Regions from separate parts of the Homo sapiens genome. Here region 1 is linked to region 2. The links are chromatin contacts, found by Hi-C or POLR2A ChIA-PET in ENCODE. All regions are on one chromosome and are shown on one strand. Each heading gives the region's core, a stretch centred on a gene start or an enhancer-like site at or near the end of the contact. The rest is flanking DNA. Distances are from core to core; before and after follow the strand shown. Region 1 has its middle 22 kb from the start of LINC02260. Region 2 holds the start of KIT (KIT proto-oncogene, receptor tyrosine kinase).

Region 1 (6,020 bases), core at 132-2,631, 72 kb after region 2:
GATTAAATGAACTAAAATATGCGTTGACACATGGCTTCAATAAATAGAAACCATGTTTCATTAACATTCCCATTATTCTCAACTCCATGTTCCCCCTAAGGCAAGAATGTCCTCTCCACCCATCTTGACCTGTAATCACTGGTTTCCTCCAATGCTTCCAGTAACAGAGAAGTCACTACTTCCTATTCCACTGAGTCCATATCCATCCCTGGAAAAATCCTTACCAGCTGGTTCTGGTTCTGCCTCCTGAACTGCCTCCTGAACTGGAAGTCTACTTCTTACATCCACAGAGCAGCACTATTTAAAGGGACATCTTCACATGAGATGGAAGGGCCAGCCAAAGAGAACAACTTGACTTCAGCTTCCCCTGTCTGATTACCTAAAGCAAGTTACATAGAACTTGGCTAGGGCATAAACCAACTTCCTACCCACCTATATGGAGTGATTATACATCAATAAACTGGGCTCTCAAAATATGCATACTAAAGCCAGGCTGGGAGTGGCTTTCTATGTAGGGCAATTTGCAAAGTCAGGGAAATCCTTGCTTTTGTGACTCTTCTGGCTGTTTGTCCTCAGGAGGCTTGAATAAATACAAATTTCCCTGGAATAATAAACATCCTAATAATTACTGCGATTATATTATGATCTTATTACAATAGATAGTAAGGCAAATATGCACAGGGTAGGAGAGGTGCCCCGATCCCAGGAATGTCAGATAACCATCATGTGATGGTCAGGTGGCTGTCAAAACTATCTCTCTAAAATAACAATTGGTCACAGCCAGTGCCAGGGAAATGCAGTCTCCCAGTAAATAGAAAACACCGAAAGTTAGTGATCAGAAGCTTCCTGATAGGATCTCAGGAGTTGGGCGAGTGGGCTTGAGCATGTACACTAAGAGGCAAAATGGTGGAGTTTAACTGGTATATGACCTTCCTCTAGAAACACTTGACTGATAAAGGAAGAATGCCTCAAGTGAGCATGTACACAATTTCAGTAAACACACTGCACATGTGGCTCCTCCCAAGTACTGGCAGGCCACTGCACATGGAGACAGCCCACCCCAAGGGAAGAATCAAGGGAGAACGGATGCAACACCCCAGAAGCATGCCAACGTATGAAACCCCAAGTCAAAAGTCAAACAGGGCACTTTGATTTCTCAGGTCTCCTGCTTGGCCCTCTTCCAAGCATACTTTACTTCCTTTCATTCCTGCTCTAATACTTTTTAACGAACTTTCACTCCTGCTCTAAGACTTGCCTTTGGCTATGCTTTAGTTAGTCTACATTTTATATACTTGGACTGTGTGAGCTTTCTGTAGCTCATGTGGTCCTGGTGACTCATGGTTTTATAGACTCAATTACATTGCAAAGAGCTGGAGGTCACAGCACTAGCTCCCATCGCTTCTCAAGTGGTAAGCAAACAGCAAGGCAGAGAGCAGGAAAGGACAGCATTCAGACCCTTCTCAATAGGAACTGGAACTGCAATGTGACCAAGGAAAGGAAAACACCAGAGACCACCTTGTTGAATCTATGAAACCCATGTTGATCAGCTTTCTTGTCTCCAGCACTGGAACCAATGCAACCAAGTATCAGGATTGACACGCTTCTGATGAATAGCCTCTTGCAGTGCTATCAACAAGCCTAAATGAAAACTCTATCAAGGCTATTTGCTGGGTCAACTGAGGCTAATTAATCAGCTCCTGGGCTTTGGCTATGCTGTAGCTAGCCTACATTTTATATACCTGTACTTATAATTTAAGAAGGTCAGAAATCAACCACACAACCTCTCAACAAAACTTGAGGCAAGAATCCAGGTTGCTGCAGACCTGTAAGAATCCGCTACTGCTAACAGTCTGTTAGGAACTACACACACATCATTCTCATTTCATGAATGAAGAATCGAGGCTTAGAGAGGTGCAGTAGTTTGCATGAAGAGCCACATTTAGTGGTGGAGCTGAATTTCCAACTCTGTCTTGATGACTCCAAAGCCCACATTCTTATCTCCTCAACAGTAATGAGTCACAGGAGTCCTAGTGATGTTTCTTGGTAGCTAATTTCAGCATGAGAGAGTAGAAAGTTGTCTCTGAGTTAGTTGTTACTTTCCAAATATAACAAATATTCCCATTTTAGTCACTACATTTAGCCAACCTGAAGTTTTGATATTTTTTGATTTTGAAAGGTGGTAAAGGAATTCTAAGAATATTATTTCTTCCCCTGAGGCTCAAAAATCAAATTCTATTTGGAATGAAAAAGATAATGTGACCTTTAGAAATTTTGATTGTTCCTGAATGGCACCCACGCATAAATTCGCCCGAACTGTTGCTGAGCGCCTTCAACTTCTGTGGGGACTATCAGTGAACACATTTGCCTCCAGGAACATTAGATCCTTGCTTTTGAAGAATAAAAGAGATAAAGACATGTTGGGGACGTGGAATACCTAATATTCCAATAATTCTTATTTTCAGAAGAAAACGTAGCAGAATAGGGTGGTTTGGAGTGTGGGCTCTGAAACTCAACAACAGGTTACAATCGTGGTCCTGACCACTTATCAGCAGTGTGACCTTGGATGTGTTCCTTCACTTCCCTGGGCTTTCCCTTTTTTGTCTGTAAAATCCGGGCAATAATGGTGTGGAGTTGATGTAAAGGTTAAATTAGAATACAACTCCTTAAACAAGGCTGAGCATGTCATAAATGCTTTCTAGGCATTTTCTCTTCTTATTTTTACTCCAGAAAGGTTGTGAGAATTGAATGGTTCTATGTGGTAATCTACAGTACCTTCAAATGAACCTATGTGTATGTGTAAGTTAACTTTTCCTGCAGTGAGGGGAGGGAGTGAGAGAAGGGAGTTGGTTATTGGTTATTTGGTATTTAAAGAACCTAATCAGGAATCTACCCCCAGAGGTGGCTGTTTAAGCATTTCAAATATCCGTTAACAGAATACACACCAGAAGGTTTGTTAGCCGGTGTAAGGGATATAACACATTTTTTTTTCCATTGGTGACATTAATGTTGCTCAAGATATGTCATTGACTAGAAAGTTTCAGTAGGCCATACTGCTGTTGCTGGAAGGGGTAAGAATCTGGCACCTTCAGAGCTGCATATCCATCCCGGACTGTTTGGTCTTGTGTTCATCTCGTAGTTCAGAGAGGGCTCCGTTTCTCTGACATATTGGGAGCATTGGCTGATCCACCATTCAGAATGTCGGGGAAAGACTCCGAGTGAGCTTCTCATTAAAGGTGTGGTCAGAAGTCCTGAGACAAGTAGTGAGCTTTTCCAAGCTTACAAGAACAGCCCGTGTGACTGTTTTTGTGGCCATCTGCTAATAAATGTTTGTACTTTAAAAATAATTTGGCTGGGTGTGGGGTCATGCACCTGTAATTCCAGCTACTCAGGAGGCCGAGGCAGGAGAATCACTTGAACCCTGGAGGCAGAGGTTGCTGTGAGCTGAGATAGAGCCATTGCACTCCAGCCTGGGCAACAAGAGAGAAACTCCATCTCAAAAAACAAAAAACAAAACAAATAACTTGGTCCAGGATATATTTTCATTGTAACATATCACCTTACTAGATGGTACACGGTATGTTGCGGGGAGGTTAGAGGAGAAGGAATTTATGGCTTTTTATCCATCTTAATGGCCAGAGGAGACTAATACCAGAATAACCAGTAACTGTCACATGACCAAACTAGCTGAGGTGAATTCTCAACAATGGATATCTCATGTAAGGAGCCTAGTACTGTGCTTGACACTCTCTACCTCCCTCTCCCTGAAATCCTGCCATTCCTTTCAGAGAGCAAGCTGTCAGGCTTGCAACCAATTTATTCATTTGTTCATAATCCAAATATTTATCAGGTGCCCACTGTGTGCCAAGCACTGTGCCAGGAGCTAGAAATATATGTATTAGTGCAAAACAAACAGCAATCCCTGCCCACATGGAGCTCACATCCCAATAGGAGAGAGAAACAACAAACAAGGAAAACAGCTAGTGGCTACCTCTTCTACCCCGCTCTTCTACCCCCCTGAATCCTGCATCAGTACTAGAGAGCAAGATGGAGGTGAGGCCAGCTTTGCCAGTGGACACAGGAGCTGTTTGGAGGAAGCTGCTTCCTTATGAACAGATACAAGCAGGGGGCTAGGAAATGGTTTGTCCTCATGCTTCAGATCAATTCTTCAATGCACACATGCAGCAAACAAGAAAGCAAGAAACAAGCAAAAAATACCCTGCTTTTAAAACAACAACAAAAACAAAAATAAAAACCAACAAAGTCATTAAAGAACCAACTTGGACATAGTGGACATTAGGATGTTGTATTTGTTCTGGGTGCAGACAACAGCAGATATAGCTCTCTCTATCTCCAGGGGACCACTGTCCCCTACAACTGGTTTTCTAGGCGAAGATGTGTCCTATTTGAGGAAAAAAAAACCCTCAAATTCAAGATTCCCCTTCAACATTCAGAAACGGATGATCAGCCCTCATCTAGCCTGATTCTCAAACAGCTCCTCACCACTTTCTTCTTATTTCAATGTTGATGCAAGAGCTTGTTCAGTTTCTGTTCTCTGAGTCCCCTCTCCAGCCCACTTGCCTTCCTGTACTTCCTAGGTAAGTGACCTCTTTTCTCCCAGGGACAGTCTTTCTTTTCCCCTCATTGTTATATAAAGCTCCTGGGCCTCCACTTTTTTAATATTCTAAGATTATTCCTTTGTCTTTTATAATCCTGTCTCCTGTCCCCTTTAATAATTACATTCACTGACATCCATTAATAAAAATAAAAAGAGAGACTAAGTTAGGATTTGAGTGTGTGACCCAGAAAAAAAGTCATTTTGGTGTTAATCCAGGCACAGTTGAGGCTTGCTTTAGGAAATGTATGACCTAGACTTTTGAATTTAGAAAACAGATTAATTATACTATGGTTATTCATATCAAAAAAATTATACTGTTACCGATGGGAGTATAATATCAATTTTTAAGGAAAAAACAGTGAGATACACTGTTTTAAATAATGAGCCCCTGGAGCACTGAAAACAGGATTTGATTTGTGCATATTATACTTACAAATTTTGAGGACAATGTATTTTATAAGCAAGTCACGTTAGTATAATATTCAAATAGAAAAGCAAAAATTTTTAAAAATCTGGATTGGCTGGAACTTGTTTGGAGTCACCACTGTCTCACATGATCATTAGTAATTATTTTACATATTGAGATAAACAGGACCTTCACATTTATTAGTTACTTACTTTAATGATCAAATATTTATTCAGCAGCCAGTTATTTGTGGGGGATGGGTTCCAAAAAAATATATAAGACCAGGTGCCTCTTCTCAAGATCACTTACAGTGTAGCTGTGAAGTTAAACCATATGCACAGAGAAAGTGAATCAAGATCTCCAGGAGGGCTGGAGAGTGGTGCCTGATGTGAGAGAATCTTTTTAGTCTGAAAAAAGAACAAAGAGGCTATGGTAAGTGCTAACTGACAAGTGTGGATGAACAGGTGGTGCATCTGTCCTAAAGAGGGCTGATCGGCAGGCCAGGTGGACAACGCTCACTCCACGTTAATGTCAGGACCACCTTAATTGCTGCAAATAGCTTTTGCTTCTTCTTAACCTCCTGTTTGCTCTGCATCTTTACTCTTTTTAATTTAATGAATTTATTTAAATAGGTAGCATATATGCACATGGGAACATATTTTAATAGTTCTAAAATATACAATGAAATGAGTCCTTGTCAAACATACCCTGGCCCAGCAGCAGCAATAAAGGTCAGCTGTGCACCACAGAAAATGAATAATCACCTGATACTTCCTAAGTGGTGATGGCAGTTTCTATTGGTTGCTTTCATTCATCACCAAGGTTGGTTTTGAGATCAAAGAGACCTCTTTCTCCAGAGTGAAGAGGACTTGCCACCCCAGAACAAGAAAGGCTAATATATATTTTTTTTTTTTTGAGACGGGGTCTTGCTCTGTCACCCAGGATGGAGTGCAGTGGCACCATCTCGGCTTACTGCAACCCCCACCTCCCAGGTTCAGG
Region 2 (6,569 bases), core at 1,780-4,279:
TCCTCCCTCCACAAATAATCCGCTTTCATAAGACACGCAATTCTAAATATTTTTCACCAAAATTGGGAAGGTAGTGACATTGGCCATCCTGTATTCCCAGAACTTCCAACAATCCCTGGCACATAGTAAAAACTCATTAAATATTTTTGAATGAGTCTTACAACAGATTCTGGTGAATCATGTGAATGGCTATAGAGCTGGGCACATGCAGCCAATCTCATCAGGCTTCACCACTGATGATTTAGGGCTTATCCTTAGCCAGTTTCTCCAGCTGTAAAATGTTAGGGGTAATAATAGTACTACTTCCTAGGCTCATTGAGACTACTAGAAATAGGTAAAGCCCCAAGCAAAAGGCCTGGCACACAGTTTCCAACTGAAGAGCAACAACTATGTACACCACACATGTCATACGAAACTTAAGGCCCATTAGAAAGCATGCTATAAATGCATAGCATTACATGATTTACAGAGTCATGAGAAAAAAAATGGGAATGAGTGGGGGAAAAAACAGAATAGGGATAAATGAATTATCTGGGGTCTCTTATTTCCAGCAGGATAATAATTTAGAGTGCCTTGTGTCCAGCTGCTGAGAATGACTCCAGCCTCACACCTGCAGGAACGAAACGGGGAAGGTATGATTCACTATTCCTAGCAGGTTCATCCTGTTAGGCACAGGAGCTGTAATACTTGGGGGGCGGGGGCCCTCAAAGGGCAATGCAGAGGAATATATGGGAATTGAAGGGCAGTAAGCATAAGCCACAGCTCCTTGCTTCAGTCAGGGGCAGACCGGTCAGATGCACCCATACTCTATGACTTCCCTGTGAGCAGGAGAGGCAGAGGAATTTCAAAGAGGCAGACAGGGGCCAGGGGAATAGTTAAAAAGAGTGCTGAGTCTACACTCAGAACATTGGAGGAGAATTCTGGACCCAAAGGATCCTTCATGATGCAGATGCCTCCTTGTACTCTGGAGGACACTGCGTTTCCCAGAATTTAAGCAACCTGCCCTAAGCAACCTGGCCAAGGGCACGCAGCCAAGAAATGGCAGAGAAACCGAGAACCCAGGGGACAGAGCAAGGCTTTGTCGTTACACCACACTGCCCCCCCAGGAGACAGACCTTAAAATTCCCTTTGCCAAAAATCTATTGGGGAGAAGAAAACCATTGATTCTTTTAATTTTTTAAAAGGGAGATATTCGATGTGGTCTTTCTAGTCTCCTACTAGGTTCTAGTTCACATAGCTTAACTGATATTAAAAAGGTCAAGGCACAAAAACATAAAGACCAGATGTGTTGTTTTAAGCTAGGTGATCAAATCCTCCAGAGAATCCGAACACTCCCTCGTGACCCCTGCTGACCCCTCCTGCTGCACAGGGGTCCAGATGCAAGGCCTCTCTGCCCCCCACAGGAAAGCCCTCACAATAGTTACAAGTCCAGGACGCTGCAGACTGCGCCTGGAGACTTTATAGAGAAACTGACCGGTAGTCGACAGTCTCAAAACCGTTCATTGCGCCGCTTCCTTTCAAGCGCTTGATTCCAGCTAAGACTCACTTTCTATCCTTACATCATCAGGGTAACCTTAAAGGTTTGTTTTAAAAAATGACCTGGGAGATAGCAGGGCTTCAGGGGTGAGCTGGGCGACCTGCACTCGCCCGCACCAGCGACACCTGGAAAAAAGGGAACGGGAGGCAGGAATCTGACCAAGGGGCTCCAGCAACCTGCAAATCCTTCACCTAAGACCCAGTTCCCGCGCGGATATACCTGGATTTCTGTTATAGCTTTAAGAACTGAGTAGGATTTGCAGAAAGTTCCACGCCATCTCCCACCCCACCCCCAGGCAGCCCTGAAGTATAGAAGTCCCGGGGGCGGGGAGGCGGGCGGTCACGAATCTCAAAAATTTCCGAAGAAAACAGGACCTGCGAATACAGGTCGCAGACACCGGGAACTAGGGGCTTTCAGAACCCGCCAGGCAGGCCGGGCACTCTGGCCGGCGTGCTAGGCGGTTGGAGTCAGGGAACGCAGAGTCCCAGCACGCTGTCCCTTGCCTTCCCGGAGCAGGCGGCAAACACAGCCTCCAGCCGCCCCGGGGCGCGCGGCAGGAATGAAACGGCGCCGCGGCAGAAAGGGGCGAGCACGGGATGTACGAAAGCAAAAAGTCTGCAACCTAGCGGCTGCTTTCCACACGCCCTGCCCAAGTTGTCCCTGTCGCCACCACCTCCAGGCTCGCGGGAGTCCGGCCCCACAACAGCCCCACGCCGCGCACTCCCAGCGCAAAAGCCTAACCCGGAGGCGGGGAAACGCCGCAGCCTTCGATTGGTCTCCACGGGTGGCGCCGCGAGCAGAGGCGGCAGCGGGTCGGTCCCCAGCTCTGGGCACAAAGAGCGCCTGCGGTTGGAAGGCAGTAGCCGCAGAGCAGAGAAAGGGCTCTCTAACTTTGCCCTCAGCGCGGCGGAGAACCTGCAGGCAGGTCCTCCCGGGCGCCGGTCACACACACGCAACTTTTAACAAAAGGAAGCTGCGGCCGCGCCTCGCACGGCAAGAGAAGGCGCTCGGTGCAAACCCCTGAGCCCCCCGCCTCCGCCCCCCGCGCAACGTCGGCACAAAAGCCACCCCAAACTCGCACGGAGCCTGCAGCCTCGCTCACGCCTAACCCCCTCTTGCTGTCCCCATTCCCGAAGAACCCCGGATTCGCGTCCCCCACCACCAGCAGCTGGGGTCTCCTCGCGCAGGTGAGCGAGGCAGGGCGCCGGAGAGTCCGAGGGCCACCTGGAGTCTCCCCGGAGGCTGGAACGCACGGGCACTGAGGGCCCGCAGTCCTCTCTCCGGATGCACCCTGGCGGGTACCACCCTCCCAGGCACAGGCTTCGCCGAGTAGTCGCACGGTCGGGGTGCCAGCCGCGGTGTCCCACCTGTCTGGACGCGAAGCAGTAGGAGCAGAACGCAGAGAAAATCCCAGGCGCCGCGAGCGCCTCTCATCGCGGTAGCTGCGATGGGATCCGAGCTCTGGTCCACGTTCCAGCTCTCGCCCAAGTGCAGCGAGCGCGGCAAAGCCGAGCCCCCAGAGCCGCGAGCGGCGAGCAGCAGCCCCTCCTCCCAGCGCCCTCCCTCTGCGCGCCGGCCACGCCCCTCCTCGCCTCCCCTCCCTCGCGCCCGCCCGGGTCTCGCTTCTTCCCGGCGGCGTCTGGCCCCTGCTCTTTCGACGTGTTAATGCCGGGGGGCCGTGCCCGCCGGGAGGAGGAGGGCGCGCGCGCCCTCTCTCCCCGCTCTTGACTCCGGAGCCCCTTTCTCTCTCCACCTTTCCACCCCTGGGATGTGGACGGCCAGGCTGAGGCCGTTCCCGGACCAAGGAGGTGCTGCCCGCTCGCTTTGTGAAGCTGGGCACCACGCACACGTTAGGGCACGGGCCCGCCACCTGCCAGGTGCTCCCCAGACAATAAAGGTCGACTGCCCGCCCCTCGAGCACGTTCGGGCGGGAGGAGGCTGGACGCCGCTGCTCGTGGAGGTGGCATGGGGATGGGGAGGGGAGCGTTAGGAAATTGAGCCCCGACATTCCCCTCCAGGCCTGTTAGGAGCTCCTGGCACCGCGGTAAAGGCTGAGCCCGGTTTCGCTAATTGTTTCTGCTCAATTTCTCCACCTGCTTCGTAACCTGTAGGAACACAGTGGGTTCCTATTGGTCGGCGTGGCCTCCGCCCAAGAAGCCCCTGCCGGGACTTGTGTGGAGACAGGGGCGATGGAGGGCGCGTGGCGAAGTTTGCTCTGGGAGCCCAGGTTTTCATACACGTTTTCCCCCCTCCCCCCAACGCTGCCAACCCCAGTAATGATTTCTCTGCCTCTGTAACAGACGACAGTTTTAGGGCTAGGGCTCTTAACTGCCCTTGCCGGTCCCAGGAGCAAAATAAAAGTACAATGATTCTCTTAAGCCCGATTTCACTGCCCAGAAAGTGCCTTACCCACAGTCTCATGGTGGATCCTTGAACGGAAAGCAACAACAGTATCTGTATAGGGGTTAATAGTTCTTCCCCACAGCGACTCGTCTTTTCATGCTCACGATAACAGCTTTGTGAGGAGGGTAGAGCAGGTATGTTTATTATTGTAGTGAGGGAAGACCCAGGGCTTGAACACTTATTGGAAGACCTACTCCAAGAAAGATGAGCTTTCCCTATGCATTCTGATAAACTAATAAGACATCCCTCCTGAGAGCTTAAGAATGGAAAAATAAATGGCAGATGCCCATCAGAAAAAGGGATAGAACAGATACACCTAGACTCTTCTCTGAAGTATCATCCAAAATTTACAGTTGCCCAGCTGCCCCACTTCATTTAATATTGAAAGCTCTCCTGTTGTTTAATAGTGTGAGGACCCAGGTTGATGTAAGAAAAATGATTTTTAAAGCTAATCACTTAAAAATTATCAGTGCTAGAGGGTGATCAAATGATCAATGTGTATAATTGCCTCTCTTTAAATGTAAGTATTTACTCACTCAGCAAGCATTTGTTTAGTGTCTGCTGTGAAGCAAGGAGGAGCTAGGTACCAGGAGTACTATTATTAATAGACAGATATGCAGATGTGGCCCCTGCCCTCACAGTCCTTATAATCAAGTATGGGGACCTACATCCCAATCTCCCAGCAAAAGGTTCGAGTCATGCGGCTGTAGGAGAACTGAAATACCAAAGGTCTCTGTGCTCTGGGCCATCAGATCTCATGTTTTTCTTAGGATGACAGATAAAAGATACCACTCAAAGCAATCATAAGTTTCTGGGATCTTGATTTATTTCTAAAATTCATTTTGTATTGAGAAAAAATCACTATGAGTTAAAATATCAACATTATGCCTGAGAGAGAAAATTTACAATTTTCTTCTTCAATCAGCTGATATTGGAGAGGATAACATCTTCAAAAGAGTGGGTGAAAAGAGACCATATTGCAATTTAATTCTAGGCACGGAACTTCTATCAGGAAAAAAAAAAACTGAATAGGGAGTTATACCATGTTGGACCGTCATTCCTGTTTTTCATTCAGCAAATATCTTTTGAGCACCTAGGTAGGCATAAGACCCACATAAATGAGTAAGACAAAGTCTCTGTCTAGGGGAATTCACAGTCCAGCAGGGAAAATAGGTACTCAAGTAAGAAACTATAATATCTGCTAACAGAGCTTATGTTCAGCCAGTACACACCAATTTGGCCTTATTGGTTGACACAATATTGAAATCCTTCTGTACTGATTACAAAAAAAACCATACCCTAAAATATCTCCCAGCCCAACCTTGAGACACGCTAAATCTCCTTAGATCCAGGAATTAAAATTTTAATGCTGGCCACAACAGAGAGCCTCCAGTACTTGTACCTTTAGGGTTGTTAGCTGTTTTTAATAATACCCACTGCCTGTTACATAAAGAAAGGAAGCATATATATAAGGCACTATGAGTGGACATATATGCTGTAATATATAAGGAACTATATTATAGATCAGCAGTGTCCAATGGAACATTGGCAATGATGGAAATGTTTTATATCTCAGGTAGGATGTATGGATTAATTCTATACTGTATTTTGTGATAGTCCTGGGCATGTTCAGGGATTGTGCTTTATGTATTTCATTGTTTTCATAATTCTTTTAGCAAGGACTCTCGATTGCAACTTATAGAAGCAGCTTAAATTAAGCAAGCAAACAAAGAAGCCTAAATGTATTGGCTCTTATAACCAGAAAGTCCAGGGACAATAGTGTTTCAGACTTTCCTAGATCCAAGGACTCAAAGTTATCAGGACTTGAAGGGCGAGTGTGTGTGGATGCATGTGTGCACAAGTGCACGTACACTTTCCTCCACCTTTATCCTCAATACTTTCCTGTGTTGTTTTGCCAACCTTGTATACACTCAGGGCAGCTCTAGGCTTACAGCTCACTAGTACCAACGGAAGTAGAGTTTTCCTGCCCCCATAAACATCTCCTGTAAAAGTTTATGGGAGAAACCGAGTCTCACTGACCTGGCTTAAGTCATGTGCCCATTGGGAAGGAGCCAGAGGGATGGAGTATGCTGATTGGCCATGTCTGAGTCATGTGCCCACCCCTGAAGCCGGGGTCAGGGATCCACTTCACACCAGAGGCCTGAGATGGGGAAGGGTGCATCCCCAAAGAAAAACTGATGCACCATCAACAGAAGAAAGAGTAATAATGCCACACAAATACAACTAACACAGCTAAAATCTCGAACTTGAAAATATTTTATTATATTTCTGACTGTAAAAGATGCTTATTGTAGAAAATTTGGAAAATACCAAAAATTATAAAAAACAAAAAAGGCACTCAAGATACAATCACTGAAGAGTTTGTTTTAATATGTTCCTTTCTTTTTTCTCTATTTATGTGTGAGGTTTTTTTCCCTTTACATAATTTAAGATCTTGGTATATTTTCAGTTTTCTATCCAGCTTTTTCACAAATAACATGAGCATTATTACAGATCACTAAAAATCCTTTGGAAACACACTGTTTAATGGCAGTATAATGTTCAATTTTATGGATGTACCATAATTCTGGGTGTTTAATCATTTCTCTCTTTTTTTTCCAATTTTTTT

What was found. Hi-C counts contacts between places; a loop is a spot of excess contacts on that map. ChIA-PET counts read pairs that join two places held with the same protein, here RNA polymerase II (POLR2A). Pooled maps may share reads with other maps.
Region 1: a loop to region 2 is called in a map of K562, with 2.3 times the contacts of the local background. The contact joins the enhancer-like site here to the promoter of KIT in region 2. A Hi-C loop is called at or near these places in 2 of 168 maps with a recorded cell type or tissue (GM12878 and K562) and 1 of 50 pooled maps. POLR2A ChIA-PET finds 5 or more read pairs at or near these places in 2 of 52 experiments (Panc1 and activated T-cell).

What each region holds. Positions count from the first base shown.
Region 1 is chr4:54,581,777-54,587,796 of GRCh38, reverse strand. No RefSeq gene overlaps it. Among named protein-coding and RNA genes, the nearest start is that of LINC02260, 22 kb to the left of the region's middle. Within about 2 kb of position 1,381, at least 2 of the 41 ENCODE cell types and tissues checked have a DNase peak (open chromatin) inside an H3K27ac peak, as active enhancers do.
Region 2 is chr4:54,654,417-54,660,985 of GRCh38, reverse strand. It overlaps KIT (KIT proto-oncogene, receptor tyrosine kinase), which reads right to left and starts at 3,029. Exons shown (of 21, transcript NM_000222.3): 1 at 2,905-3,029. The coding sequence starts at 2,971. RefSeq lists a silencer at 3,450-3,744.